2 separate regions of the Mus musculus genome follow, and region 2 is linked to region 1. A link is a loop called in an ENCODE intact Hi-C map of the cell type or tissue named here. Cell type or tissue: left cerebral cortex. All regions are shown on one strand. Links, peaks and the distances in the headings refer to the core of each region. The heading gives the core; the rest is flanking DNA. Region 1 overlaps Tbk1 (TANK-binding kinase 1). Region 2 overlaps Xpot (exportin, tRNA (nuclear export receptor for tRNAs)).

Region 1 (8,000 bases), core at 1-8,000:
CCCGGGAAGCCTCTTACCCAAGAGTCATCTCCACTAAGGTGTTAGAGCTGGGGTAGATCGGGGCCATGGCGTGCTTGACGCCGCCGGAGGCTGCGAGCATTTTCTGAGGCAGAGTTTCTTGTAACTACAATGTAAAGCAAGCATGTCACCAGACAAGGCATACACTACCAATCAAGGACCAGCTTCCTGCTTCAGGAAGGCCATGGGCTTGCTCAGCACCCACTTCCCAGGGAATGCGGGAAGCCCAGTGCTCTCTAGGGTTCACCAACAGCCCCAGCCCAGCTGTAAATTCCTCTTTCAAAACTGTCAATGGGAAATACTGAGATCAACACTCTTTTTTTTTTTTTGACAGGATTTCTCTGTGTAGCCCTGGCTGTCCTGCTGGAACTCACTCTGTAGACCAGGCTGGCCTCGAACTCAGAAATCCTCCTGCCTCTGCCTCTGGGATTAAAGGCGTGTGCCACCCCCACCCAGCCTCAACACTCTTTAAAACAATTTCCTTATAAGCAATAAAGAGATGAATTATCAGTGTTTGTAATTGTCCAGTGGGTGATGGCGCAGCAGTATGGCCACTTCTGCCAAGCCTGCCGACCTGAGCGCCATCTTGGAGCCCCTGAGAGCCTTCCCCTGGCATGCCTGTGCACACACAGTGGCACATGTCCCATGTCTCAGAAGCACTGAAGCAGCCTTCCCAGGGCAAAGCCTGTCCCCGCACCCTGGAGGGCTGTACCTCGTTAGTATAGTCTTGATACTTGGACACTTCCTCTTCGATATCGAAACACTGATTAGTTAGCGATAACAGCTGCTTCCTAAGATGAAGCATCTTTCTGAAAGCCAATGAGAGTCTATTAACACACAGCCTCCTGGAAACTCACTCAGAGTACACAGCACACTGTGCTGCACAGCCAGCGCCCATCCTCCCACGCGCAGCTACCCACCTCATCCACTCTTCCGACTTATCTTTAAACGCTTCATACTTTCTAACACATTCTTCTGAGAAGTGGCTCATTGCTTTTGTGGCATGGTAATACAATTTTTGCCTGCAAATAAGAAATAACCAGAGGATTTAATGTAGCCTCACTATTTCTACCTCCAATGACAAACATTTCAGATGTACAAATTCATGGTTTTGTGATTATTGTGGACTTGGAATATTCCGAAGCCAGAGCTGGAGCTAAGGGTGGGAGGGCAGTTGTGCACCGTGGGCCATGGGCTCTGGGCACTGGACTGGGCTCCTCTGGAGAGGAGCAGCTCCTGACCACCGAGCCATCTCTCCAGCCCCCCGCCCCCATCCTTATTGGCTGAGTTAGCTAAGGTGGTCGTGCGGGTCTCATCGGATGCCCCCTGTAAGCACAGCAGAGGTGGAGACAACAAGTCGTCCTCCTGTCTTAGTAACCCAAGAGAACAGAGGACAGGAGCTGGACAGAGGGCACCCAGAGCAGAAACCTCCCAGAGGCAGGGCCGCACCACATTGTTACCAATTAAGCTCAACGTAAGAAGAAGCAAAGATACCAAAAGCAGCTTAGCAGGAAGAATCTTAACTCAGTCTGCGCACTTACTTATCAAATTTGTGGATCTGTTCTTCATTATAAGCTAGTCCTGAAAATGAGAAAAAGTATACTTTTGTTAATGTAGAGTTGAAGATCACATGTAATATTTTCTCCTTTGAGATTATTGATTTAAAAAGCCTAAGGGTTTGAAGTGGCTATAACAGGTCTGGGAACTACTAGCTACATATGGCCTGTTGATGCTTTAATTTGGTCAGTATAAAGTTATGATTTAAAAATAAAAATTAATTTTCAACACTTAAGTCAGGATATTTTTAATAAAGCTTGTATCTCTAGGTTTTTTGTTTGTTTGTTTGTTTTTAATTAATCCTAGCACTCTGGAGGCAGAGGCAGATAGATCTCTTTAAGTTCAAGATTAGTCTGGTGTACAGAGCAACCAGGACAACCAGGGCTACCAAAGAAACCCTGACTCAAAAAACCAAACCCAACCAACCGATGAACACCAGCAGAAGGGCAGCCTGGGCAACACAGGGGTGACAGAGCTGCTGACTTCAGTGTCCTTGGGCCCAGTAGCCACCACTCCCGTGCGCCTGGGCCACCACAAGATCTAGGGTTCGTGACCGTAATTTTTTAGACATGAGAAGGTTGGCTAGACTAATAACTTAGTACATTCAACCATGTGTAGCCGCACAGAAAGCACACACAGCGATGTCCCTGCTCGACACTAAGCTGACACGGGAGACGAGTGAAGAAGAGCTGTCACTTACTGCGTTCTGCTTTGTCTTTTTTGAACTGATAGTAAATCTCTGTGATGCAGTTCAACAGGACCTGCAGTTTTTCTACACTGTGTAAGGAAGAAAACCCATGTAAATGATTGGAATGGATGCAACTCCCAGGCACCCAGGGCCCGCAGGCCGACACCTACTTCCTGTCTCTTGGATGCGTGCCTTCTTGATGTGCCCAGGTGTCGGCCAGCAAGCCCCCTGGAGACAGCCTGCTGCTGATGTCCTGAAGACTGCTTTCTATTGTTCCCTGAGAACTGGAAAGCTAAATACAACGGGTTAGGTTAGGTCAGAACAACGGATCAGATCCAAATGCTCACTAGAGACAGTTCTCCGAGGCTTGTTCTAGGTCTCTGCTGGGTCCCCCATGGACCTCTGCATGAGCCATTCCCATTGCTCAGGCACCACTCTGTGAGTGCTACAGGACATGCATAAAACCTCTTTATTACTGGTTTTGTTTGTTTGTTTGTGGTGGGGCTGGTGATGTGCTATTTTAAAATTAGAATTTCTATGCTAGGCATTAACTCAAGCAAAGGAGGTGCAGTTACCTCCCTTGTTTCTGACTTTTACATTATCAGACCTAACATGTTTGTTCCAATGTTTTAAATACCACTTAGAGCGTATCAAAGTTTCATGGGAAGGAACTTATAACCCGAGATGCGTCCTGACACTGTCTGTCCTACAGAAGCGCTGCCAACCAGCCAGCCGTAGGCACTAAACACCATAACCTCCTACTCACCCATGCTTCATCCTTTGGAAAACCACTGTTGCAGATCTAAAGCTACAGAAAGAACAACTAGAGATCGGCAACATAGGAGGAGAGATGTGCGCTGCTACTGAGTTCCCTACTTGTGTGCAGCATGAGCAGGGCAGAGGACAGCCTTGGGTGTCACTCCCCTGTGTCCTGCCACTTTGAGAAATGTGGCGAGAACTCACCACATGGGCTAAGCACTGGCAGCATTAGGGAGCTCCTGCTCTAGGCTGGGATTACAAATGTGCACCGCATACTGCATCCGGCACCACAGCACACCGCACCGCACCGGTTCCGGGAGACTGAGCTCAGGTCCTACCAACCAATCTATCCGACCCCTAGGTCTTACATCCTTAATTAAAAAACCTTTTAATTCCATTTTCTTCCTTATGTGGATGTGTGTGGGTGTACACACGCCACAGCATATGTGTATGGAGTTGGTATTCTTTTGTCAGGAGGATTCTGGGGATCCACTCAGGGTATCAGGCTGGCAACAGTACCTTTATTCACCGCACTGTCTTGTGGGCCCTCCTTTACATTTTAACTTAATGTCCACTTTATGAATTCCTTAAATGCTACAAAGAACAAATAAAGGCCTCACGATGGCTGGAGAGATGGCTCAGTGGTTAAAGAGCATATACCACTCTTCCAGAGGTCCAGAGGTCAATTCCCACACTCAGGGCTCACAACTGCCTGTAATTCAGGGCATTCACAGCTGCAGGGGATTCAAGGCACAATCACCTGTGCACACACGTGCACAGCAACACACATATACACATAATTTAAAAATAATGTAAGTCATTTAAAAGGCCCTTATGCAGCCCATCTGGAGTCTCTGGGTAAACAGAGGCAGCCCAGGAGTAATAGTCAGCTTTCACAGTACATAACTGTGGGCGCTTCTGCTCTAATGAGCGACCCATCAGACACCTCCCATTTTATGTTTAGCACACTGTGTCCTTACTGCCTTTTCAGTTACAGAAACAATTCATTGCCTGGGGATTCCAAAGCCTTTTCTTTTCTAGGACATCTGTTATTTTAGGATTTTCAGTTGTTTCTAAGCAAGTGTAAGCATCTACATTTGAGCGAATGGTAAAGAACTACACAGTGAACAACCACAGCAGCACTAAGGATTAAAGACAAAGCAAACCAAAAAAAAAAAAAAAAAAAAAAAATGCACATGTGTGTTGAAAATACAGAAAGTATTTGGAAATAGTGCAAAGAACTGTATGGCTGAAATGGGGAGTGTACTTGTGTATGCTTGTGTGTGCGTGTATAGAATAAGATATAATTATACATGCTATATATAACCAACTGTATATATATTATAAAATAAGATACAATCATATAAATAGCCTCTAACAAAGGGAAAAGGAGACTCTTTCTCCAGGGAGCTTTAGTGACACTGCTCAGGTCTCTGCTGGCTCTTAGCAGCAGAGCAGAGCACGGCCTGTAGCTGCCGCAGCCCCCAGTACTCACTCTCAGCAGCTTGGTGTGTATGTCTGAAATCTCACCCAGCTCTGCGGCTTCCAGGTTGACCTTCATCAACTTCTCATACCTGTTTGGAAACGACATCACCAGGGAACAGATGGATGAGGGCAGCAAGTGCAGGTTTTATGAAGCTTAGGAAGTGAACTTGATCATCATGATCATTTAATAAGAATGCACGCAAGGTCTGTACGCTGAGAGAGCCTAAGATCTTCACTGCCTTCCTAAAGAAGGAACTTCCTGCACTGCCCCCTCTGTCTGTGGTTTTTGGTTTAGGGGGCTGCAGGTATGGGCTGATGAAGCCACATGCCACCACTCCTCGCAGCTGCCCCCACCCTACGGATCCACACTGCATATGCACCCACTCCACAGTCTGCTAGTGATCTAACTCCTGGGATGACCTGCCAGGGAGCTGGAGGGTTTAGCTAGCACACAGACGGTGGCATTGTCTGAACGTCCACCAGGAGGCGGGGAGGTGTGCACTGAGATCAGCATGGCTGGACATCCACTCCACACAGGCAGATGAGGATAAGATACACAGGGCAAGGTAATTTCAAATCCCACTCTGCCAGGAGAATGGTGAAAATACAGCTTTCCGAATGTGTGTACATCATGATAAGTGTACATGTCAGTTATACACACTGACTACATTTACTGTATTTCCCTGCAGAATAAAGAGTGGATTCACTGTTGCAAAATATAGTTACAGACAAGAACAGTAAGAATAAACTAAAGGTCACTGTGAAAATTCTGTAGCTTTTTTTACTTATTAACGTTATTGTGTGTGCAGGCACGGGGCTGAGGTCAGAGCAGGCTGTGGTGTGGAGCCAGCGCCAGGCCCCCGCGCTTGTGCAGGAAGCACCCTCACCCACTCACACACCTCACTGCCCCAAAAGACCTCGTGCTTGACATCCCAAAACTACCCAGACCGCTGCTCCAGAGGCTGCTTCTTACGTTCTCTGGCCTGTTCAGCTCTGTCTCCCAGCACAGACAAGAGGCTGTCCCACCTCCACTGCCTCGTCACACAGAAAAGGTGGGGAAATGCCAACTAGATGACAGACTAACTCCCTATGAGAGACCTGCTATTCTCCCTTGTGAGCCAGGGCTGCCCCAAGAACGCACTCCGCACGCTAAAGGCAGTCAGAACAGAAACTCAGCTGAGCATTCACAGAGGTCCCGACAGACAGGGCGCTCGCTGCCACTCACACTTTCACAGTCTTCTCAATGTTCCTGATGCAGAAATCCAGTGTGATCACTACCTCCGTCTTCTTGTGGACGGTCTCGTTGTAATCATCCTTAACCAGTTCACTGGAAAACAACGAGGGCCCCTTAGTCCACGGGCTGCTTAAGGGCGGCCACTGGTTATAATGAAATTCTATTTTAAATACATCATAAATGTTAAATGCCAAATCACATTTTTAAGGTATCATTGATAGCATTATTTGTGCCAGGTAGTACGCTAGCCAGCTTGTTACCCTCTTGCAGTGGGCTTAATAAAAGAAAAAAACGTATGACTCTTCCATATCTGGGGCATTTACACTTCACAGACTACCACTAGTAATTAAAAACCCAAGGCATTAAAATTACAATAAGGATCAAGCACTGACCTATAACTTACATTAGTCGTGTGACATTTATGTTATTAAGTTAATTTTGCTATTTATGGCGCATGTGATCTCTGAAAGAGGACAACACAGTGAACCTGTATGAAAAGCCTTCAACTACAACATCAGCAAAAAAGACCCAAAGTTTGTTTTGTTTTTTTTACAGCCTATGAATTACTTTTAGAGAGATTAAAAATAAAAGATGAAGAGGACATCACATGTGAGTAATGAAGCCTGACACACCAAGGGGTCCTTTAAAAGAAAACCTGACACAGTGGGCTACGTGAGGAAGAAGGTTTTTAAAACTTAAACCATAATAAATAAATAAATAAACAAATAAATACATAAATAGATTAAATATATACATAAATAAATAAAAAGAACCACCGAACCCACTGAGCAGTGAGAGGAAAAGTGGAAAAGCAGCTACCGTCTGTACTGGCATATTGAATTCTTCTAGATACACACCAAGTGCCAGGCTCAGCACTAAGCTACCCCCAAGCACAGAGCTTTCTGCAACAGCCTATGACCACATGAAAGCTGTTACAGGCACAAGGCTGTGTGCTTTGTTTGACACAACACTAGTCACAGGAAAGAAACCCAAGATAGTAAGACCAGCCAACATAACAAAATGCCTGTAGCCCTAGCACCTAGGAGATAGAAACAGGAAGATCATGAACTTGAGACCAAGCTGGGCTACATGGGAAGCCAGCAGCTCAAAACCAAGAGCCAGGAATAGGAATGACCTGAGAGTGCACACATCTGTGTGAGAATGGACGGGTGTAAGCATATGTGGGCTGTCACAGCAACAACAGGGCTCTGAGCCCAGGAAAGCACACCCTGGTGCCTTCTGGCATCAAGGTCACACTGAATGTCCGCAGGACACACAATCAATAAATGATGTGTACAGCCACAGCACAGCTCTTGAAGGAAAGACTGAGGGGGGTTGGGGGGGGGGAAGAGGGAGAGGAGGGAAGAGAGAGAAAGGGAGGAGGGAAGAGGAGAAGAGGGGGAGGTAAGAGGGGGACCAGGGGACAGAGGCCAGGAGTTAACCACCAGTGTCTTTCCTCTAGTACCACCACCTCTCGGTTTTCAGACGGGTCTTTCTCTGAGACCCAGATCTTGCAAATTAGGCTGGCTGGCCAGAAAGGCTGAGTGACCCATGTGATTCTTCCTTCTCAGTGGTGGGATTATAAGCCTATGCCATTATGCGCCCACTTCCCTTGTTAAAAAAAAAAAAGTACGGGCTCCAAGGATGAAACTCAAATCTTCATCCTTGCGAGCACTTTACCATCTGAGCTGTATCTCCAACCTAATGCTTATATTTCTTAAGGTAATTTTCAGGAGTACAATATTTCATTAGATCAACCTGTTTTAGAATAACTATATTAAATGAACAGCAACAAAGTTTAGACTGCTGGTCAAGGTGAGTAGATCCTTGTAGGAATGCTTCCATGTCCATGGATGTCTGAAAGAATGTCCACATCTATGCAGATGAGGGGCATTAGTGATGGAAGGGCTACAGGCATGGGAGTGGAAGCCATTGGGCACAGGACGTGTGAGGTGACAGAATGGTCTGATCTCAGTAGGGCTGGCTGCTGTCACCTGTGCCACACTGTACATTTTAAATGGGTGAATTATATAGTTATGAATTATAGCTCAATAGTTCTGTCAAAAAGGAGTGTGTGTGCAAAGGTAGGAAGTGGAGGAAGACTGTGGGCCTAATCCCTAGAGAACGGACTATCTTAGATTATGTCAATGAAGAAGTCTTCCAAGCACCTGCCAAGGTCTAAGAGGACTGCATGCTTCACAGAGCCTGCGGGTTTACAATTCAGACTGTCCTGAATGTCTCTAGGTAACTGTAGGAAGT
Region 2 (16,191 bases), core at 3,694-11,693, 60 kb after region 1:
CAGCAGCACTTCCCTTCTGCTGCTCATTAACTAGTAATTCCAAAATTAACCATAGCCATCAAAGGCCTGGGTCCTAAGGCCCCTGGAGGAGGGCAGGGCCAAGCATTAGGGTATGGGGCCGCATCAGGTTTGAGACTTGCCTGTGCTCTCTGCTCCCCCTCCCCACCAAATACTGACAACATTAGGAAGGCCTGGGGCTGCTGTGTTGCTCACTGTCACTATTACTCTGTGACATCCATTTCTAATACAGCATCTTAGCACACGGCTAACCAACATGTGCCCGAGTTTCCAGGAAGCAGTGGACAGCCCCTGAAATTAGCAGGAGGCTGATGCTCACGAGCCTGGACAAGTCTTGTAGCTGAACAAGTCCGGGCAGGGAAGGCCCCTTCTCACCCTCCCTACTGGCTGGTGACCTGAGGCCTGTTGACTGGGCCTTGATCCAGCACTCTGATTAAACGTAAACCGAGAGAAGATCATCGGGTACCGCTTTTCTTTCCTTTCCTGCCATAGACATAATCCAGGACCTGCGTGTAATAAGCAAACGCTCTACCACTGACCTGCACCCCAAACACACACCATTTTTTTAAAAAATAGGATTCTTGTTTTTTTGTTTTGAGAAAGACTCTCACTACGCAGCCCAGTACGTAGCCCAGGCTGGCTTCACATTTATGACAGTATTTTTTTTCTAAGGCTGCCAACTGCTGGGATTTCAGGCATGCGCGCGTGCGTGTGTGGTGTGTGTCATGTTCTCTCATGAAGGCCTGGGACTCGGTGTCTAGGCCAGGCAATGTACTCCAGGGATCCACCCCCCCACTTGCCTTCCTCGCTCTGGGACAACAAGCTCACATCACCAAGTCCAGCCTTCCAGTCATTAAGCCCTGATCTTAATGCTTACACAGCAAGCACTTTGCCAGATGCCCCCCAACCCCTTAGACAACGAAGGATTCAGAGGTCTCTGTAAGTGTCACCCCAAACTAGCAGTGATACAAATAACTCCACCAGTATAAACAAGGTTGATTAAAACACACTAAATTTTTTTTTTTTTTTGGTTTGGTTTAAAGGGCTCTAAAACTAAAATATAAATTACTAATTTGCTGCAAACAAACAATAAAATTAAAACTTTTTTCTTTGGTGCACAACTCCTTACCTCATTTTCAAAGTTATATTCTTCATCATAAGTCAATTTTTTCATAACGGCCAACATGATTGCCTAAAATCAGTAATAAAATAGCATGTTAGTTCTTTTTTTGTTGTTTTTCGAGACAGGGTTTCTCTGTGTAGCCCTGGCTGTCCTGAACTCACTCTGTAGACCAGGCTGGTTGTTCTTTTTAATCTGGAAGTCTCCAAGGCAAGACCATCAGCTTTAGATGGTCTTGCCTCACCCACTGCAAGGGCTCAGGGAATCTCATGGGAGCAGAGGTGGAAGCGAGACATGGGGTGGAGTCTGCCTTGAAGGGAGACTACTTAAGACTCAGGAAACAAACAACTCACCAGAAGTCCCTAAAGCTCACCAGCCTCACTAAGCCCCGCCCCCCCAGGGCCCTTCACCCAGGAAGGACTGCAGGGAATGGACTCTAACACGTGGTGCAGAGAACTCCGAGACTGTGGCTTTTCAGTGAAGCAGCTGCCTCCATGGAGCAATCCCTCACCCACTGAGAGGTGAGGAACCCCGACTGACTTGGGAAAACAGATCTACACTGGTTTGAAAGAAGCCACTTACCTCTACATTAGCTTTTTGCTGATCCGAGAGCACAGGAAGCTTAAAATAAAAAGTAAACAACATTTACTTGGTTTTCTGATGCTATATTTGCTTATCAAAGTATTTTCTAATCAATTCTTCTAAGACATACACAATGGAGCTTCTGGCACAATTAGGGGTCAGAACATTTTCCAGCATTCACAGGTCCCCGGGTCTAATATGAAAATAAAATACACACATTTCTGCTGAGTAGTCTGACAGCAAATCTATAGTTAACAGATTCCCATTTAGATGTAATAATTTTGTCTAATAAATATCTTAATATATAGGCAAAAGATAATTAGATTGAGTCTTTTATCATATATTTAGAAAGAATTATGCTGTATGCATTGAAGGACGCTTTTGCTGTTTTGAGACTCACTATTTAGTCACGGTACCTGAAACTCATGCTATTGCCCAGACTGTCCTTGAACTCAGAGATCTACCTGTCACACCGACAGCTGAGATTAAAGGCATGCACAATCACGCTCAGCTTTTTACAAACAGTGCAAAGGAAAGCTAAGATAAATCACTGCGGGAAGATCAGTTTCTCCACTGCTATTCCCTTAACTCTGCATGTAAGCGGTTCTATTGCTAAGAATTAAGGGCTGGGTGGAGAGGAAGCTCAGCGGCAGGGCGTGCTGAGCATGGTCCAGGCTCTGAATTCAGTTCCCAGCACTGCAAACAAAACCTAACTCATCAGCCCACAGAGGGGTGATGGTGTGGAATGCTGACCTCTGAGCATGGAGGCCCCTGCACCCACAGAGTCAGCCCCTGTGGTTAACTTATCAGGAATGGGCCACCAGCACTCTGACGAGGATTGCAGGAGGAAGGGGAAGGGGAAGGGGGTCCATGAGGCCCCACCCCTTCCTTGAGGAGCTGTTATAGCTGCTAAGGAACAGGGAGAGATTTTCTTCAGTGATGCAGCCTCTGGGAGGGGGCTCATGCTCTGTATACAACCCCTCGCCTACACTCCTATGAACAACTGTAATGAAATTCATTAAACCCCAAAGGACATCAAAGCAGGACTCAGAAGGAGACAAAGGTACCGGTAGGACAAGAGGGGACAAGAATGGGTAATGGGGGAGAGGTGGGATTGAAATGTATTATATACATGTATAGAAGTCATTCGGAAACACTAAGTATAATTAGTATGTAGGAACAAAACTGTAGCAGAGTAGGAATGGCCTCTCATCCTGTGTCAGGATGGAGTTAATGAATCTTTACAACACTGCACAGCACCGTATGGAAACCACAACATTTCATGCTGTTACTGGGAAACCACTGTCAAAGGGAGGAATTTAACACATTTCCACTATGTGCGGGGACAAATTCAGTTTTAAAACAACAGAAACAAAGAAAACAAGCCCAGGCTGTGTTTATGACTTAGGTGTGTGTGTCATGCTGCTCAAGCTGGTCTTGAACTCGCAGCAGAGCCGTCCACAACCCTGAGCCCAGCGCCCACCCATCCCAAGTGCTGCGTTCCCAGGCATGGCTCACATGTCCAGCCCAAAGTCTGCAACTTAATCACTGTTTGTCTAAATTTAATTTTTAAAGTAACAACTAAAAAAATACAAAATGCAGTAAATAATTAATATGATATATATAGATATACATCTATATCTATATATATATGTGTGTGTGTGTGTGTGTATCTATCTACCCATCTATATAACTATCATCTATATGTGTGTCTTGTCTTTTTTAGTATTTTCACTTTTTATCAGTTCTTTCTATATCCAAGAGACAGCACTGGCTTACCTGTTTCAGGATATGGAGATAATCATAACAAAACCCAATGATGTTGGAGGAAATGTCATCGTCCTCGTGAACTAGCAGCTGTAACATAAGTGGCACTTTTGTCTCAATAGCTTCCAGTGCCTCCTGCGCATTCTTGACAGCCCCATTCTTAATTAATTTAGTCCAGCTAACTATTAACGACTGTCCCATTCCATTTACCAGCTTAGAAAATCTGGCCACGAAGTCCAAATCTTCTTCCTAGAAGCAAGAAGCAAAGCCCTGGATTACATCCGTCTGCCTTGGGCAGGAGGAAAACCTCTGACCCTTAGCCAATTACAGGGCTCAATGTAAAAAGACAAATGATGCAATCCGTGATTGACGCACAGGGGTTTGTGTGGGTGGGCGAATGTGCCACAGTCAACAGCCAGCTCCTCCCTCTACCACGGCTCTCAGGGACGGCACTCAGGCCACAGCATCTCAACGGAAGTGCTTTTACCTGCTGAGCACTCCCCTGCACCCCAGAACTCAACATTAAGACAACTACCAATTTTGTCAATGTGATAGAAACATTATCAGAATTTGAATTTTTCTGCAACCATCATTATCCAATAGTACTTTAAAAGCAACTTAAATGTTTGCCTGCATGTACATCCATGCAACATGTATGCCTGGTGCTTAGAGAAGCCGGAAGAGGGCACAGGGTCCCCAGGAACTGCAGTTACAGACTCTGGAAGACAGATGCCCAGTGTTCTTAACCACCCAGTCATTTCTCCATTAGCAACTGTATTTTATGTGTGAGTACACTGTAGCTGTCTTCAGACACACCAGAAGAAGCCATCAAATCCCATTACAGATGGTTGTGAGCCACCATATGGTTGCTAGGAATTGAACTCAGGACCTCTAAAAGAGCAGTCAGTGCTCTTAGCCCATAGTAACTGTATTTTAATGAAGATAGTCCTGTGGATATTACCAATCTTGTTAAAATAAATAAATAAATAACAGGGGTGGGTGGGTAGGCGTAAATGAAAGAAATCTTTGACCCTTCTTCCCTAAGTGCCCATTACTGAGCACAGTCTATGACATCAATGCTGCTGCACTGTGTGTAACACTTACAACAGTCCTTCCTTTCTGAGACTGTTTCACTCAGGCCTTAACTTTCCTACAAAGACACAAAGTTACTACATGGTGGCGGGCTTCCAAGTCTCTGCCAGTGGTACAGGAAGGCCTGGGTTATTTAATTACCCTTCAACCGTCCTCCCATAGAGACAGGGGCTCTATCTTTGAGATTATTTTCTTAAGCAACCTCAGATTCTAAGGAAGACGGGAGAAGGTAATAATAAAGCTATCCTGGGTCCATGAAGAAGGATCCTCCTAATGCCGCGTTACTGTCATTGTCACCAGTAAAAAGCTGTCTCAGGATCAAGCAAGGCCACGCCAAGCCGGGGCCCAGGCAGTGAAGGAGAGAGTTGACTCTAGGAAGCCGTCATCTCACCTCTCCAAAGGCACTTGCACACACGCATGCGCACAGATGTGCGCTACACAAATTACATTAAAAGCTCAGAGACGTCCGAGGAAGCCTTTTCTTCAGCGCTGCAAACTTGCAAAATGCACGCACCATCCTGGGTGGGTGTGACCAAGTGTGCAAGGAACATGCCGCTGATCCTAGCTGTGGTCACCGTCAGTCCAAGGACAGTCCCCAAAACTCGGGGGTTGAGGGGGAAAGCTACTCTAACAGTTTTCAAAGCTTAGGTTTAAGACATCCACTGACCTGGTCAATGCTGAAAAACCCAGCAGTCTGTAATACTTGACACAGGGACTCTACGAGTTTCATCTTATCCACAGGGTCCATCCCTTTATTTACAATCTCGAACAAGCAGTCACATGCTTCTTCCCGTAGAACCTCTACGGACATGTGACCTAGCAGCATATTTATAAACCTGGTGGCGGGAAGAGAAGGGTAAACACCTTCAGTTCCCGAGTTTTAGAAACCGACTCTGCAGGTCAGCAGTCTAAGAGTCACAGGCATACGCACCTATCATTGGCTATAAGGGATAAGTCTATCCAGGAGACGTAGGCCCCAACTACTTCAAGGCACTGGCACAGCACTTCTGAATTCGTATACTGGTAGTTGTGTAAAATCTGGTACCACGATTCCACCAGATTTGGAATGCACTGCTCCCGCATGGTGTCTTTTATCAGTGTGTTCCTTCGAGCCTCCTAGACACAAAGCAGCAGAGACAGGGAAGGTTTCAAAGCAGCACTTGATGTCCAAGCACGGCGGCACCGTGACTTCCTCTGCAGGAAACTTCCAGGCCTGCTCACACTCCCGTACCGCGGCTTCCTATCTGCTCTACAATTACATCCTGTGATTCTCGGGGCTTCCTTTTTCCGTTCTACTCCTCGGTGCCAGACTTAGTTCATTAAATACAAACCTATAAATAAGCACTGCTTGCAAGTTTTAAGCATGTGAAATTATTTCTAAATATTACACAAACATGGTACTTAGGCTGTTTAGAAATGGCAGTGACTTAAACGTGCATTGTCCTTTAAATTTATGAGTATTTTAGTTACTATCATCAAACTATTATACATTTAAAGCTGTCTCCAGTTCCACTTTTGTTTCTTCCTTTATAAGTCAGGTTCTTGATATATGACTCAGGATGGCTGCAAGCTTGGGCACCCCCCATCCCAGTTTCCCAAACGCTTGCTAGAAATAGCCAATTAAAACAATCACACTCAGCCGGGCATGGTGGCACACGCCTTTAATCCCAGCACTCGGGAGGCAGAAGCAGGCGGATTTCTGAGTTTGAGGCCAGCCTGGTCTACAGAGTGAGTTCCAGGACAGCCAGGGCTATTCAGAAAAACCCTGTCTCAAAAAAAAAAAAAAAAAAAAAAAAAAAAAACAAACCAAAAACCAAAACCAACCCCCCCCCCCCAAAAAAAAAAAAACCTCTCACACTCTGTACTACTCATATTTAGACTCAAGTGATATAGATCAAACCCTGGGCCTCCTGCGTACCATGCCTAAGGCTGGCCTAAGGGTGTACTACCTCCGTTATAAAGAGTCCTTGGTAGAGATGATATAATATATTCAACTACTAGTGCTACTCAGCAACCAACCAATTTTAGAAGGTGGCAAAGGAGATGCTGAGATGCAGGAAGGGAAGGGTCATGGGCTCAGGGACTATGACTGGCTCAGACTCCCAACGAGGAGGCGCTGACACCCACGCCACAAGCCATTGCTTCTTGCCAGTTCAGAAGCATTAATTATGGATGGCACTTCACAGGAGCTATGTGACAGTAAACTTGTGTACTTTACTGGAGAATACAGTGGCTTAGTTTTAGGGAACTAAGGAATGCTCTAAATACAATCTATGGGGCGAGAGGGGTTAAATTTCACTGTTGGCAAATTCAAGGCACTTGGTACATCTGTAATCTAAGAACGAGACAAAGAAAACGACTGCCTGCCCTTTCTGTCATGTTTGCTTCCCCTACAAAGCCTACATTATGACCCCCCCCCCACACCCGCCATGCACTCCAAGCCACTTGCCTCTGACGTGTGAACCACGTCCCGATCCACCAGCTCTGAATCGATGGCCATGAGGATCCGCAGGTACAGGTCCACGCCCCTCGGGTTTAGGTCCACAACTGAGAGGATGTCAAAAAAAAACTTGGGCCACTTAGTGAGATACTCTGTAACAAAAAGCAAGGCGAACACTTGGGCCGCTTTGTTCCGTATGAAGGTCTTCTCTGGCTGCGGATTCTGCATCTGACAAACAGAAAGAGTCATGAAAACACATTGGTTTTCCTACTTATCACTCGCGGGCAAAAACGGAACCAAACTTCAACATTGCCCAGATTAGTGGCAGCACAGCTGTGCAAATTTACCCAGGTGAGCAAGTGACTGGTCACATGACTATACAGGAACAATGGCCGCCCCTTAGAATTTTTCTTTCCCTATAGTGTTGGGGATAAATCTGTATGCTATGCAAGCATTTTACCAGAGATACATAGCCCGGCGTTTTTTGTTTTTTTAAGGAGGGGCTGTTTCTTTGTTTTGAGTCAGGGACTTACTCGTAGCCTAGGCTGCCCTCACTCAGAGATCTGGCTATCTGCCTTTGCCTCTATGTAGGAATCAAGGTTTGTGCCACCAGGCCCATCCCAGGCCTTGAGGTTTTGTTTTGTTTATTTTTGGTTTTTTGGATTTTTTTTTTTGAGACAAGGTCTACTAGGCAGCTCAAGTTGACCTTTAACTTGTTACAAAGTACACGCTGGCTGCGAAATAACAATATTCCTGCCTCTACCTTCTGATCACTGAGATTTAGGCACAGGAGCCACAAACTCTCAGTCATTTAAGTTTCATGAACACAACTTTAACAATTCACATAATTTCTTCTAAGGAAAAAAATTCAGTTGTTCTTCCTTCTTCAGTTCGATTGTAAAGGAAGAGGCTCTAGTTAACCCGGAAGCTTTAAATGCTAAGCTTAACTATAGTTAACCAGGAGGAGTGTGAGAATAAACAACTTATTGTTCTTGTAGAAGTGCCTCTGTATATTGGCTGTGTCAGCACAGGCCAGCTCTAAGGACCGAACACAAAAGCCGGTCCTGTCAGGAGCTTAAGACTTAAGTCAATAAACTCTAGGGGGTAGAGGGACGGCTCTGCAGGGAAGTACAGGCCCTGATCACGCAGAGAGCCGGAGGTCAGTTCCTAGAACCACACTGGGCAGGTCACAACCAGCTGGAACTTCAGCTGCAGGGAGTCTAACACCCTCTATCGGACTCTGTGGGTACCTGCAGTCAGGTGTACATACCCACACACAAACGTATCTATACATAATAGTAATTTAAAAAGCTTAGTTTATTTTAGATAAAGAATTTCTTTTTAAAACCAAAGTTCTAACTAGGTGTGATGGCAGGCACCTTTGATCCTGGTCTTTGGGAGGCAGGGACAGGAGTCCCGGGCCAGCCAGAGCTATACAGTGAGACTGGGTCCCAAAATAATTTTTCACAGCACGTTACAGAAGAAAGTCCAACAGTTTTGGTTATGAGCGCAGCCTTAAGTTATTACTGTTTCTGCCTGTGACCCTCACGACTAGCACTGTAGACACAGGATGAAGCAGACAGAGGGCTGCTCGAGGCACAGAGGAATGACTGTTTTACCTGAGCCTGAAGCCATGAGAGCAGTGTCTCCCTGATGAGCTGCTGCTGAGCAGTGCTTAGTTCTGAGTACCTGGTAAAGACACAACAGCAGTGCTTAATTCTGAGTACCTGGTAAAGACGCAGCAGTCACTGCATTTGTGGTCTGTGGCTTTCAAAGTCAATCTCACCTATTGAAAATGGAGCATTTTATAGTGTTCAGGGTTTCCTAAAACAATGTAAACACCCTCTGTCACAGTATTGGAAGACCGCACAGATCAGAGCATCAGACAGACTAGAGTCACTGAACTCAGATTCTCGGTTCAGTTCTCCATCAGACAAAATGACAGCTATGTGATTTTTCTGACTATGTGGTGAGGTCTGTAGACTGATTTAGTTTGGGAAAAATCACAACAGGTTCACAGCCCAGAGAGAATGTCTACGCGGTTAGTTTACCACCTGTATTTTTGGTTTCCTCAGAAAATTCAAACATTCCTATCCCGACAAGCCGTGAAGACTGGAAACAGTGAAATGGCCTTACTTGTATTTAACTTGATGCTCTAGTACTTGGAAGCAGAAGAACTTTACGTGGTCATCACTGAAAAAGCAAAAGGAAATTAGACAATCAGAGAATGGATTGGGGAAAACAGGCAAAATACCAATAGTCACTGTGAATAGCCACTACAGGCCTCTTGTCTGGGTTTCTGCCGACCAACTCTGTTTTATTTGTTTTCATTACTATCTGCTTTATTCTTCGAGGGCACTGGGTACCTTACACAGGGCCTCCTGAATTCCAGGCAAAGGCTCCACCAGTGAGCGACAGGCCCAAGCCCTGTTTAAAGGGTTAAGAAAGTCCTAAATACAATTCCCAACATGTGAAAGTTCCATTACATTTTACAAGCGACATAACCACAAGCTCTGATACACACCCTAAACACAGAGCTTTGTAAAGAGAGGCCATCGCCTCAAACTCTACTGCAGAGAGCCGAGGTTCCTGCAACAATTTCTTTGCTTGACTTGAGAATGGTTAGAGATGCAGCTCACAAGAGACTGACCAAATCAAAGATGCCGGCTTTGGCCTATGCAAAACTTAAGCATCCTTAGTCAGGGTTCTTACAGCCAATTACAAAATAAACAAGGTAGGAAGATGGGAGGAAAAAACCCAACACTACCTGTCCATTATCCATTTCTTTACTGTTAGGTAATACAGTCACCAACTCTGACAAAATTCCTTCAGGGGCCAAGAATCTGCTCAGTCAAGATAGATGGTACAGAAGACAGGCTTTGTGTGGGGACACTGTTTCCTGAGCGTAGTCCGAGTAGGAATGGCGATGCTTAGGATGTGCGGGAAAAGGAGCCTCTGTGCAAAATGGGCTGCGACCAAACAGAACTGCAGGTGCAGCACTCCAGCAGCAACTGCAGCCAGAAGGCCCTGAGCAAGCGCCCATGCTGCCGCCCCATCAGGGGGCTGCCTTCGTCCTGCTGGCTACCTGCTTCTCAGGAGCTTTGCTCTGCCAGTTTTTCTTCTTTAGTAAGAAGCTAACTTTACTAACAATGAAATGACTATACAGGTTTCTATTTCTGTGAAACTGCTTGTTGCTTTAAAAGAACGGCACGCTGCAGGGGATAGCCTTTCACATGTAGCGTGGCCGCACTGATGAAGACAGAAGAGCTGGAGAGAAATACTTTGAGATCTGCTTTCAGCCCCACTGAGGTCCATGCTGAAAAGCCTACAGGGTGGATTATGGGTACGACTACTAATGATAAGACCTTGGTTCCCAACACCAAAGCACAGTAACAAAATATTGATATACTGTAAGCAAAAGCTTTCAATTAAGATACATACCACTGGCCCGGCATGGGGGCTCAAGCCTTTGATCCCAGCACTGGGGAAGCAGAGGCAGGCGGATCTCTGTGAATTTGAGGCCAGCCTGGTCTACAAAGCCAGCCTGGAACAGTGGGGGCTTGTTACAGAGTAACACTGTCTCAAACAAACAAGCAAACACAAGGATACATATCATTGCTCACCTTTACCAACTCCCAATAATAAAACAGAGACATGGTTAGTGTAGCCTACACCAGTGAGAACTGCCCTAAGGCACACAACACACAGAAAGGAAAGGGTGATTTTACTGAAAAGTCAATTCTGGATTAGTTTAAAAATCGGTTTGCAGCCGGGCATGGTGGTGCACGCCTTTAATCCCAGCACTTGGGAGGCAGAGGCAGGCAAATTTCTGAGTTCGAGGCCAGCCTGGTCTACAGAGTGAGTTCCAGGATAGCCAGGGCTATACAGAGAAACCCTGTCTCTAAAAAACCAAAAAAAAAAAAAAAAAAAAAAAAATCGGTTTGCTATTTTTCTCTTTTCATGCTACTAACGGTTTTCTAAAAGGCAAGTCACAGAATCTTAAAAGACAAAATAAAACACTTCCCAACGAAAAAACTTAAAATGCCTCCCAGAAATGTTGATCCTTGCAGACAATATAGAATATCCATCTTAATTACCTGTATGTCTTCTGTGCCAGAGCCTCTGCACACACCTGCCAGGCATCTGGGGAAATCTTTAACTGCTCAAAATAAGCCAGGGCCTGAAAGATTCCAAAACAAAGTAATATGTTCAATATTGAATTCTGATGCCCCGCTCACACTAAACAAAGTACGGAGAGAACTGACAATCAACAATTTGGGATTAATACAACAGCTAAAACATTTAAATCCAAGCAAAGTCCACATCACTCCTAAAAGTAGATCAGTGACCAATTACCAGGTAGACGCTTAAGCTAGTTTCCTTATAGTAAAGGAGATGGAGCAAGAGTGACCTGCGGACCTGGGTTACGGTGATAACAGAGAAGAACTGCCAGCTTGCCATTCTTGGCATTGTTGTTGACTGATGCCCACACAGAAACAGACTGACATACAGACACTCGAGAGGCTGCAGTCAGCCCACCCAATGGTAGCTTTTCACTATTCCTACACTGCAGCATCAGGACCATCAAAACCTTCACTGGAGCTGGAGAGATGGCTCAGAGGTTAACAGCACTGACTGCTCTTCCAGAGGTCCTGAGTTCAATTCCCAGTAACCACATGGTGGCTCACAACTACCTGTAATGGGATCCGATGCCCTCTTCTGGTGTGTCTGTAAACATCTACAGTGTACTCATACATATATTTCTTTTAAAAAAAAAACAAACCAAACTTCCAACATTCTTTCCTCTTCATCCTCGTCAATTCTGCTGCTCACGATGGTGTAACATGAAATTGGATGAAACCAGAGGCCCAAAATATTCCCATCACAGAACCCATTCTTATCAAAAAAAAAATTATATTAAAAGCAGTAATAACTCTTACTCTCTTATCCTCTTCCCTCTCCGTCCCTTCTCTTCCCATTCCCCTTCCCCTTGTGTTCCTGGCTGGCCTCTGCTCTCTCTTTCTCCCTCCTTCTCTCCCCCTCTCTGCCTTTCTCTGTCTTCAGTCCCTCAACTCCCTCTCATTCCCTAAATAAACTCTATTCCATACTACAGAACAAAAATAAAACACTAATAGATCAGCGTTTTGTTTTTTTTTTTTTTTCTGGAAAAGAACACCGAGGTGTATTTGTTAAAACTCTGTTGGACAGAGCTGGTAAAATGGCTCACCAGGGAAAAGGACCTGAGCTCAGCCACCGGAACGCAAGGACGACGGCGGAAGATAAAGAACAGACTCCATCCGAGCACCATGGCCCTGGTGGCCCCACCCTCACCACAGCACACACAAGTAACTAACTTTTAAAACGTTCAATATTGGAACTTAAAAATTAACAGGATTAAAAAAAGAATGCATTAAAAATAAATAGGGTTAAGAACCAGGCCCGGTGAGCCAAGCCTACAGCCAATTCAAGGAATGACCATAGTAGGTCTGCCGAAACCTGGAGGCCAGCCTGGACTGTGGTGTCAGCTTCTGTCTCAACCAACCAACCAAATCACCAAAGAGGAAGTCTAGATCCGGTGGGGCATGCCTGCAATTCCAGAGCCTGGGAGGATGAGGTGGGGACATCAGAACAGCCGAGCCATCCTCAATGACAATGGCTTATTCCAGGCTAGCTTGGCCTATATGAGACTGTCTCAAAACAAAACAAAACAAAACAGAGCTAGCAAGATGGTTCAGGGGGTAAACTCTGGCTCCTAGAGCCCACCTGGCAGGGCAGGGGAGGGAGGAACACTTCTGCAGCTTGTCAGGGTTTGTGTGTGCGTGGCCCAGGGAGAGGCACTATTAGGAGGTGTGGCCTTGTTGGAGTAGGTGTGTCACTGTGGGTGTGGGCTTTAAGACCCTCATCCTAGCTGCCTGGAATCGAGTCTTCTGCTAGCAGCCTTCAGATGAAGATGTACAACTCTCAGCTCCTCCTGCACCATGCCTGCCTGGATGCTGCCATGTTCCTGCCTTGATGATAATGGACTGAATCCCTGAACCTGTAAGCCAGTCCCAGTTAAATGTTGCCTTTATAAGAGTTCTTGGTCATGGTGTCTGTGCACAGCAATGAAAACCCCAAGACAAGGCTCACAATGCTCTCTCCCCACCAAATAAATACATGAAACACACACACACACACACTGCTCCCCCCCCCCCCCCGCCCCACAACCGGCCCAACAAACACTAATGAGAGCAGAGGAAAGGGCCGGGGAGATTGCTCAGCAGGTACTAAGCGCTCCGTGAGTGACTCAGAGTGATCCCAGAACCCACATCAGAGGGAGGAGCGACTCTTCTCCACAAAGTCGCCTTTGACCTCCACAAGCATGCCACAGGCAGTCATCCTTAAGCGAATTTCCTAAAAGCAAAGCGGGTAGAATACGGTGGTAATCCCAGCAGTCGGGAAGCTGAAGCAGGGGGAGTGCTGGGAGTTCAAGGTGAGCCTGAGCTACGTGGAGAGCGCCAGGCCACACAGTCTAGGTAACACAGCAAGATTACACCTCAAACAAACTGAACCCTGTTTGCAAGGTAGGCTGGGAAAAGAAAAGAATCCCTGGAACCCCAGAGTTGAAGCGGAAACAAAAACCCCAAACCAAATCAGGATAACAACAAGAGCATAAAGCTCAGTGGTAGAGCCCTTGCCGAGGTTCAATTCCCAGCACTATAAAAACAAAAGCCCCAAATCATCGGACACGCATAAAACTTTTAATTATAATCAGCCTGCAACACCAAAGCAGACTGAGGTCAAGACTGCAATACTTCAGCTACTTTCAAAGCAGGTGGTTTAAGTCCCTATGAAAATAAAACCATTAATATACAAAAAGCCTGGACTTCTAGGGTGTTTGTTTTTTGAGACCAGGCTATCCTGTTGTAGACCAGGCTGGCCTTGAACTCAGAGATCTGCCTGCTTCTGCCTCCCAAAGCTGGGATTAAAGGCGTGCACCAACACTACCTGGTTTTGACTGCTAGGTTTTTGATGTGCCTACACCTAGATTTCTATTAGTTGCTGTATTTGGAGGGGGAGTTCCTTCTAATCAGCAGAGGTGTGTATTGTATCAGAAACTGCTTGGGAAGTTTTGTTTTGTCTTTTAAACCACATAAAAGCCAAACAAATATGGCTCTAATACATAGTGAGATTGTTAACTCTGGCTCATTTATAACAAGTACTCTCTCTCCTTTGCTACAAGAATAACCCTCCTTCCTTTGATCCTAAACTTCAGAACGCTCACGTCTTTAAACATTAATTAAAGGCTTGTTGTTCTTCTAGCGTCTTCTTTTATCACTCAGCTACAGTACTTAGTAGACTTCTGCATGACAGTGGGTTTAATTGTTTACATTTATCCAAATATACCAGCATCTCCTAATGGATTTCTCATCACAAAATTGTTTTATATAACTTAAGGTGTGGCATACGGGAACTGCTTATTTCCAGTCTGCAGAGACTAGTAAGGAGGCTCACTGTCACCAACTTCAGACTTAAGCAACTTGCAGTGCAAGGTAAGCAACCACAGGGTAAAACATATACTGCCTACTACAAAGTTCTCTGTCTCTGTAACTGTGTTACAACGTTGCAACAATTAGCAACGTCCCATGTTGCACAAAGTCCTGCCTTAACGGGTCAGGTTTCAGGATCCTGGCTCAGCCAATCTAACAAAAATCAATCAGAACACTCGATGTTTCAATATTCAGAACATGCCTCAAATATGTTTGGTTTTATTAATGTTTACTCAAATTATACCTCTATCATCAGATGTGTTTGCTGTCTAAATCCTCTGACACGTGTTTATGGTTGCATGCTTTTCAAAATAGTTACATTGACTGACTTACCCTCTGTCTAAAGTCTGAATCGGCATTTGGATTTAACCCTAAAAGAGCCTGTTCATCCATCTCGGCCGCTATTCCTGGAGTTTTCCGATCACAACAGACGTGGCTTCTAATCCCACAGCAGAATCCACAATCATCTGTGCACAGAAAACAAAAGATGATCACCTAGAATATCAGATGTGGCTGAAAATACACAGCTCCTGAAGGGTCAAAACCCACCTTAAGAGTCTAGACCTCACAAGAACAAAAGTGGGCCATGGAGCCCACAGCAGCATAATTGTGCAGACTCTAAACAAGTATGCCATTAAAGCTTTCAGGTGCTATCGCCCCGCAAAGTGCCCCGGCCAAATACAGAAAGTAATTCTTCTAGAAACAAGCATGAAGTGCTGGGGGTGGGGAAGGAGGTGGAAACAACAGTCAGATCCCCAAAGTTTTCTGGCCAGCTACTCAGCCAAACTGCTAAGTCCCAGGTTCAGTAAGACCCTGCCTCAAAAAGTAAGGAGAGGCGGAGAGTTCTGACAAATATTCAAGGTAGGAGAATAAGCAGCATGCATTATATACATGTATGAAATTGTAAAAAAAAAAAAAAAGTTATAGTGAAAATCAACAGATGAAGACATCTAATATGGATTCCCTGCCTTCCACCTGCACATATATATACAAGCACACATATAAGCACATACAGATATATCCTTATATTCCTATTATAAAGCTACACATCTTTTTTATTTATCTGTTTTTAAATTATTAGAGCCACAGAGAACTTAAAGAGGCCAAGAGGTGAACGGAGGTCACGGGCAGCCTTTCAGGCGTGGTGAAGCCAGGGCCAGGCCGCAGATAGATCTCTATACTCTTCTGTTTTCCTTGATCTTTTTGGAATTGAAAAAAAAAAATCAGGATCCAAGTTAAGCCCCCTCTTCTGATCACTCATAGCAACCTTGCAGACCCCAGCCAGGCAATCTAAATTCCAACTGCCTACAGGATTGAGATGCCAACATTTCTCAACAATTCCTGACCACTCTTCGTGCTCCTCAGCAAGGCCAGCAATGCTTGCCACATCACACGGCAGCTCTCAAGCACACCCTACTTCACACACACACACACACACACACACACACAGCTCTTCTCAGCTTCGAGGCTAAACCCTGCAAGGCCTCCAATATTTCACCTCCAGATCACCTCGTGCAGCAATACAGCTTCGACGCTCTACTATTTGATCCTAACAGAACAGGATTAAATAATCCTTTCCACGACCTACCATGTGACAGTTTGATTTCTCAAAAACAAAAAACAAAACAAAACAAAAACAAAAA

The links. A loop is a pair of places that touch in the nucleus more often than their neighbours do. Peaks named below come from ENCODE experiments on the same cell type or tissue, not always from the same donor. Only the 100,000 strongest peaks of a DNase experiment are listed, where the experiment ranks them.
Region 2: it touches region 1 in a loop (2.3-fold over the local background); 3 of 42 quality-filtered maps call a loop at or near these places.

Annotation. Positions count from the first base shown.
Region 1 is chr10:121,551,470-121,559,469 of GRCm38, forward strand. Tbk1 (TANK-binding kinase 1) reads right to left here. Exons shown (of 21, transcript NM_019786.4): 12 at 5,733-5,834; 13 at 4,518-4,596; 14 at 2,434-2,555; 15 at 2,276-2,352; 16 at 1,560-1,599; 17 at 939-1,040; 18 at 731-827; 19 at 18-124. Among named protein-coding and RNA genes, the nearest start is that of Tbk1, 31 kb to the right of the region's middle. In left cerebral cortex, for the core only: a CTCF peak has its summit at 4,979 (motif pointing right); DNase peaks (open chromatin) are centred at 936, 3,127, 3,971, 4,875 and 1 more place; H3K27ac peaks cover 780 bases.
Region 2 is chr10:121,607,977-121,624,167 of GRCm38, forward strand. It overlaps Xpot (exportin, tRNA (nuclear export receptor for tRNAs)), which reads right to left. Exons shown (of 25, transcript NM_001081056.2): 2 at 14,882-15,015; 3 at 11,117-11,199; 4 at 9,156-9,212; 5 at 8,639-8,708; 6 at 7,029-7,247; 7 at 5,511-5,695; 8 at 5,247-5,415; 9 at 3,500-3,736; 10 at 1,721-1,759; 11 at 1,148-1,210. The coding sequence starts at 14,941. Among named protein-coding and RNA genes, the nearest start is that of Xpot, 10 kb to the right of the region's middle. In left cerebral cortex, for the core only: no CTCF peak of the experiment used is centred there; no DNase peak of the experiment used is centred there.